Linked DNA regions of Homo sapiens: regions 1 and 3 are each linked to region 2. Evidence: chromatin loops called from intact Hi-C (ENCODE). Cell type or tissue: Caco-2. All regions are shown on one strand.

Region 1 (2,500 bases), 430 kb after region 2:
TGCAGCCGGAAGGCGCGGGCCCTAATCCGGCCTTCCCTCCCTAAACCCCGGCGGAAAAGAGGCCGCGCTTTGTCCCACCGCTGCCTGAGAGGCGGAAGCGGGGGCAGCCGTCCGGCGGGGTGCGGCTTTGGGGAGTGTCCCTTGCTGCGCTTTGCGCCTACCGTGAACACCGCGAGGGCGCCTAAGGTCGCGGGGTCTCCCTTCGCCCGACGCCCCGCACCCACGGGCATGCCTGCTAACACCCCCGCTGCAATTTGCATTTTTAGTCACCCGCCTCTTCCCTGGTTTGGGAAATGTAGGCTAAAAAAAGGCGGCTGCGAGGCCTAGGTTGCCAATTTTGGAGCTCTGCTTCAGGCAGGCCGCCCCTGGAGGAGCGTGTTCGACAAAGGTGGGGATTGCCGAGCTCCTCTCCGCACCATTTTTGGGCAGTCCTTGGAACAAAACTCGTATATTTCACTGGGTATCTTCTAGTTTCAGCCGGGGGAGGCCTGCGCTGGAGTTGACTCCCCCTGTCCTCCACGATCTGTCACAGAAGTTCCCACCCCGAGACGTTTCAGTCATTGGGACCTGGGGACAGGGAGGGAAGAGGCAGGATGCCCTTCAGCGGAACTGAGAAGAGCAAACCTGTTGGAGGTTCAGCACAGGACCTCCAACAGAAGAGAAAGGGAGGGAAGTTGGGTTTCTACTTTGCCTGTTTTAATACGCAGCTACTTGAGTATGACTATAGATTCGGGAGGATACATCGAAACTGTAGTTTTACCCATGCTTCTGAACTTTATCGCCAAGGGAATGCCAGTGTTTCCTGGCGCATTGATTAAAGTGGCGTTCTGACTGCTCAGTACTAGAAATGCTGCGAAAAGGGCTTCTGGAGTGGGACGGCCCTCGTTTGCATTATGTCCCCCGCTTCTTCCTAGGTAAGCGCCCTTAGTTAAATCATTTAGCCGTTCTAAGTTGCAGTCTTCCACGTCGGCATAACGAAGATAAAACTATCTGCTTCATAGGGTCCCTGTGACGACAAAATGGGTACGGTGAAACGTCCTAAAGTGGTGGTGGGGTGCTATTAGCCGTTGGAATTAATTTTTCATTCTGAATTGAGGACCTGTAAAAAGGCCTCGGCTTGGGGACACGGTTTGGGCATCCCACAGATGCCCCTTGAGGCTCGCTTGACAGCCCGCCTGGACTCGCTCATCTGCAGCAAAGCCCTCTGAGATACTACCCTAACCGATTTAATCCGTTCCAATTCAGCTGTCAAGTAAAGGGGGTGTTATCGTAGACCAGGATCAAAAATCCTTTAGCACAGTTATCAGAATGGACCCAGCTACATTTCTGATTTCTCCCTACTGGTCACCTTTGGAACACGCTGTTCTCCAGCCACAGCAAACTGATACAACAATGCATATTGGGCACTTAACTGCATGATGGGTACCGTCTTGTTTCTGTGTTTACTTGCATAATTTCGGACAGTCTTCAGAAAAAACATGTAAATTATCCCATTTACAAAGATTAAAGAATTTGCCCAAGGGCACACAGTAGCAACAGAGTGTCAAGACGTGAGGCCAAACCCTTTACAGACTCTTAAGGATGCCCACATGCACGGATTACATAGAGTGTTATGGACACTATATTCACCTCCACGTGGTATTCCCTGCCCACATGTGAAGAATTTCAAGGTCAGCATTTTGAATTTTGACCTCCAGGCTTTCTCCAGCCTCACGTTTTCTGTTGCATCCTCCATGTCAAAGATCAAAAGCGAGGCTGCTTTCCCTGCTCCTTTTACACACCAGTGGTTTTCTTTGCACGCAACCCTTCATCAGTCAAACATTCACTAAATGTTGCATATTTTATCTCTCTTAGAATATGCCCTAGATCCTAATCTTCACAAGTGTCATTGGTTATCTAGTGCGTCAGCACAGCACATAAGCCTAGGTTCAAACCTCTGTCACTCAGTAGTAGTCTGGGCCTCACTTCATTCATTCATTGATGCATTTATTCTAGATTCCAGGAAAGCAGTAGAGAATAAACAGACAACAATAACCTGCCTCACTGAAGTTTACATTCTAATGAGGACAGTCCAATTAACAAAACAAATAATTATATATTAGAAAGTGAAAGCGCTATAGAGAAAAAGCAAGAAAAGGAATTCGGAAGTGTGTAACATTGGGAATATATATTCCTCCCTCAAAGGACTGTGAGGATTAGACACAACTGAGATGACACACGAGAAGTGTAGGGCACAAAGTCGGTATTCAGAAGATGATTTTTAAAATATCACCACTTCATTCCTGCATAAGGAATGCTGTTGGTGGTGATATTGCCATTCCTGTGAGGCACTGAGGAAAAGCTCTCTTAGGAGATAAGGGCTGTAGTAGTTGGAAGAATTACAGGCTTCCTTAATTCCAGAGGCCTCAGTGCCCTTCAGAGGATATCATTCATATGAAGAGGTCTGTATTTAAAAATTGGAGATAGCAGATCATCTGTGATCCATTCTCATGAGTGCAGA
Region 2 (2,500 bases):
GAGTAAAATCTTCCTCTTTTATTCAAAGGAGTAGGGCCCATTTCAATCAGTGCCAAATACTTTTGAGCAATATTGAGGAAATATTTTTAAGAACTACAAAATCTTATGAGTCAGACAGAGAAAAGTAATCTATTTTCATTATATTTTTGCCACATGCAAAGACTTTTGTTATAACACTTTAACTTTCATTTAAAAATCTATCATCACCACTGTAAGTTAGGAAGCAAGGAGTGGTAATGACAGAATTTTAATTTTTTTTCATGGGCTAACATAGCTTAATATATAGATAATCATGCTTGGATAAATACTTGATGAAAGAATGATTGAAGATAAATATCAAATATTTCCTTGCGTCTACTTTGGTACCATAATCCTCTCCAGTGATCTCTCTATTTCTTTACTTTTCTTCACAAAAGATCTTTTTAAGTAAGTTGCCACTTTCACTGTCTCCACTCAACCACTGCCAATTTGTTTTTTCCCCACCCCAGGTAGACTTCCAGTCTCACCCCTGCACGGATATCTCTCCCATGAGGTCATCAGTGACTCCATGTTGTCTAATCCAAGGAATATTTTTCTGCCCTCATCTCTCTTAACTTTCCAATGGCTTTTGACACAATTAACTACTCCACCTTTCTTGAAATATCTTTTATCGTAGTCCTATCTCTTCTGGTTGCCAGTAACAGGAACATGACTCAAACCAACTTATGTAAACACAAAAGGAATTTATTGGCTCTTTTATCCAGGAAGTTCAAGGAATGGTGCTAGTTTAAGGCATCATTGGCTCTAGAGGTTCAAACACATATTATCAGAAACTTATTTATTTTTCTCTACCTCTCAGCTTACATTTCTGCTGTTATCTCAGTTTTTAGGCAGGTAAACCTCACATGGTAACAAAGATGGCTATTGACAGTTCTAGACTTTTATCAATCATCCTTGTCTTTCCTGGTCTTAGTAAACTCAAACACACACACACACACACACACACACACACACACACCACATGCCTCTTTCCTGTGAGTATCAGTGGGAGTAGTGAGAAGGCTTTAATTGAGCAAGTCTCATACCATGCCCAACTGAGAGCAGAGACTTGGGGAGGGTCTTGTGTGTTGGGAGAGAATCAGCTCCACTTAAACTGTATGGATTAAGATTTAAGAAAATACACTCATCTTACACAAAAAGAAAACACACATAGGTACTATAGCTTCTGTAACACTCCTCTCTCTTCTATTGTCCTTGTCTGCTCTTTTTCAGCCTCCTTTGCTGTCTTCAACTCTAAGTGTTGGAGTAACTGAGCTTTGTGCTGGGTCATCTTTTGTTTTCTGCTCACTCTCTCTTCCTCACTGTTGTCTAAAACGCTTCTAAATCCACAGTTTACATCTACTTGTGAAGCTGCTGACTTCCCATGTTTATAGCTACAGAAGCAACTTCCCCCGAGTGCCTTCTAACTGCTTATTTGAAATAAGCAGTCAGATTTCCACATGAATATCTATATGCATTTCAAATTTATAATAGTGTTCTTGTTTTCCGCCCAAACCTATTATTTTCCTGAGTCTTTAATATCTCTTTAAATGGTGCCAGCATCCATCAGTTGCTTAATCCAAAAATGCAGAAAACAACCTTGTATTCTATTTTTCTCTCAATTCCCATATCTAATTCACCAGCAAATTACACGATTTATGACACCAAAATATATCTCAAATCCATCTTTTCATCCGTTCACCAACACTGCCATCACCCTGTCTAAGCCACCCTAGTCTATCACTCAGATAACAGCAATAGCCTATTAAATTAAATTGCCTTCTTGCTTTTACTCTTCCCCTTCACTATTCCAGTTTTGTACTGAGCAATTGAAGTGATCTTTCTGTCATCTCTTACTTCATCTTTTTAAAGTTTTATTCACTATATTACAGCCATGCTGGTCTCTTTTCTGTTTCTTCAATAGGCCAAGCCATTTTTTTTTCCTCAAAATCTTTGCATTTGCTCTTTCCACAGCAAAGAATGCTCTTCTCCCAGTCTCTGTACTTTTCAGTTCTTATCTTAAATAGTCTGTCTTTAGAAGGGCCTTTCTTTACCACCTGTCTTGGTCATCTTGGACTGCCATAACAAAATACCATAAACTAGGTGGCTTATCATCAACAGGAATTTATTTCTCACAGTTGTAGGGGCGGGAAAGTTTAATACCAAGATGCCACCAGATTTGGTGTCTGCTCTGGTAAGTACCCACTTCTTGATTCGCAGGCAGCAGTCTTCTTGCTATGTCTGCACATGGAAGAAAGAGTGAAGGAGCTCTCTAAAGTCTCTTTTATCAGGGCACTAATCCTATTTATGAAGGCTCTGCCCTTATGACCAAATCACCTCACTAAGGCCTCACCTCCAAATACCATCACATTGGGGATTGGGTTTCAGCATATTAATTTGAGGGGCGCATAAACATTCAGTCTACAGGACCACTCTATGTAAGTTTATTTTCTCCTTAACTTACTTAATTCATCACCCACTG
Region 3 (2,500 bases), 290 kb before region 2:
TGGATTTTCCTTTTCTTCTTTTAAAACAGGGAAAATTATATTTACTTTGTATATTTGTTGAAAGGATTAAATGACAAAATGTATGCAAAGTGACCAGCACTTTCCTGAAGTATCAGAAGCACTCAGTAAATGTTATTTTCACTTCTAACTTCTCCCTCTTTTGAATTTGAGAAGCAGTAAAGATCCAAGATGTCCATTCAGACAGTAGAGTTGGTGAAAAAAAAAAAAAAGGAAAACTCAGTCAAAGGAGGGACTCAACCAAAAGGTTCCAGATAATTTTTCAAAATTAGGGCATAATTGATTCAAAGTTCTAAATATACATAAATTCTTCTTTGGGATCATATTTAAATGTAAAATTATAGCATCCAATAAGTGTTTAGTGTGACCAAGTCCAGAGAAAGGTAATTTGACTATAATTACTACTCTCATTATTACTTTATCTGTAGTTAGGATTTTTAAATCTTGATCTCTGTAGCTACTTTAGAAATATATACAGAACAGCTTATTTCTGTGGGTGTATGTGTCCAGTTAAGGCAAAATTCATCTAAGGAGTGTTAAAGAAACCAGAGCCACTAATATTAGCCAGAGTAGGAAATGGATTCTAGAAAGTAAATGTGTTCTAAGAGGAGCACATCCAAGATGAGATATAGTTGTGATTGTTTTCTGTTGTGGTAAGATACTGGAACGGAGGAAGGAGGGGATGATAGCATAACCAATATCCAACTGGAAGTTGATAGTGATTTGCAGAGTGAATAAATAGACATGTTTTATTGAGCATTTTGAAATAAGTATATTTTGGACCATACTGTTCTTCTAAGTCATTATTCACTTATGATTTTTTATGTTACAAATTCAAAAAATAATTTTTTCCCATAGAATGTCTGAATATTCTACAGATGACTCAATGCCAGGTTAAATCGGAATAAAGATTTGAAAAACTTTTACCCTTTTTTCTCTTTACTTCCTACCACAAGAGGGCATATATCTCATCTTCTCTTAGAAATTAACAGAAGATATGTAGAATGTGGGTTATTTTCAATCTATTCAGTTGTCTATTCTTTCCTGAGATCTGATTGACAGAAAAGAAGATTCCCTACCACCTCATGGTTGCCTTCAGAAGGAAAAAGTTCTATTTCTAAAAATTCACATTTAGTATAATAAATTTACCTAGTACCATCTAGAGATTTTTTTTCAACCTGTATCAACCCTCTGTATCAAGCAAAGAAGATGAAAAAGATGCCTTTACCATCTCTTCTATCAAATACTTTAGTATCATGTAGTGGTAAACCACCTAAGCGTCAGGCAATGCTGTCTTTCTACTATTCTGCAGTTTGATCAATAAAATGATGTTCACTCTTCCCATAGAGCATCAAGGTTTCACCTGTTATGAGAAAACGGGATCATAACCTTCCCTCCAAACTGGGAAGGAGCTGAGAGACCAAAGAATGGTGCAGACAAGTCCAGCTTGGCAAGTAGGTGAATTTATTAGGACTTACATGTGGGGCACCCCCAGGTGGTAGCAGGACAGCTCTGAAGATCTGCCCCATTTCTCATCTCTAAGCTGCTTTTAAGCAATTTTCTGGCTCTTTGCCTACTGTATATGTATGTGCAATTAAACTGTTTTCCTTGGTATGTTCCCAGCTATGCTCTGGGATGTTTGGGTTCTCAGGGACAGCTGCTGTTTGGCTGGGCACCGTGGCCTTGGCTCACCTCCCAGTATCATGGCCTTGCTCACTTCCCAATATTCAAGGTTCAAGCAGCAGATATACACCCTTAAGTAACCTGGTGGGGGACCCATAACACTGCAATCTACCTTATACCTTAGCTCTTATATTCTTTCTATCAATCTTGTACAAGAGTCCCTGAGTTGGGTGTGAGGGGAAGAAGTATACAGCCCTATAAGGTATAGCCATGGCTTGTGCATACAGGAAACATCTACAGTATACACAACAGAATAAAAACCAGAAGCTAATGACAATTATGATACCTATTAGCAAAACATAACTGCAGTGAGTAGGTAAGGTGTATAACCAATTTGCGAGTGAGTCAAAGAAACCTAATTGGGCTATATCATGGGTTTGAATTGACAAATGATTTAAAGCATTTGTGACATTACTTTCTTCATCAGGGACATAGGTGCAACAGGTAGCACCTATAAGGGTGCATGTTGTTGGGTCTCTGTCATGTTGGCAATTGATCCAGGTCGATGCAATCTCCAATGAGTCTGGGTTGCATTATCTGTGCTGTTGAACAAGCCACTCTAGTTTTATTGTGAGAAAGGCAGAATTTTCCAACGCATACCATTACCATCTGACAGGGTAGGTATTCACATTCCCAACAATCGGACTGGTTGCTGACTGCAGCTGTAGTTGCAGCCCAGTACAGGAAGACATTACCAGCTGCCATGGGTAGCAGGAACAGCAGCCTATGGGCATAAACACAGGTGTTTAATAGGGCCCTTCGTGGATGTATCCACTCATTGTAGCATTACTATTGTTGT

The links. Hi-C counts contacts between places; a loop is a spot of excess contacts. Peaks named below come from ENCODE experiments on the same cell type or tissue, not always from the same donor. Only the 100,000 strongest peaks of a DNase experiment are listed, where the experiment ranks them.
Region 1: it touches region 2 in a loop (2.1-fold over the local background); 3 of 110 quality-filtered maps call a loop at or near these places.
Region 3: it touches region 2 in a loop (1.9-fold over the local background); 3 of 110 quality-filtered maps call a loop at or near these places.

What each region holds. Positions count from the first base shown.
Region 1 is chr12:89,354,143-89,356,642 of GRCh38, forward strand. All of the region lies in intron 9 of POC1B-DUSP6 (POC1B-DUSP6 readthrough), which reads right to left. Among named protein-coding and RNA genes, the nearest start is that of DUSP6, 2.9 kb to the left of the region's middle. RefSeq lists an enhancer at 535-584. In Caco-2, a CTCF peak has its summit at 1,180; DNase peaks (open chromatin) are centred at 516 and 1,749; H3K4me3 peaks cover 1,679 bases.
Region 2 is chr12:88,925,518-88,928,017 of GRCh38, forward strand. No RefSeq gene overlaps it. Among named protein-coding and RNA genes, the nearest start is that of LINC02458, 93 kb to the right of the region's middle. In Caco-2, no CTCF peak of the experiment used is centred here; DNase peaks (open chromatin) are centred at 504 and 1,004.
Region 3 is chr12:88,632,536-88,635,035 of GRCh38, forward strand. No RefSeq gene overlaps it. Among named protein-coding and RNA genes, the nearest start is that of KITLG, 53 kb to the left of the region's middle. In Caco-2, CTCF peaks have their summits at 992 (motif pointing right) and 1,216; no DNase peak of the experiment used is centred here.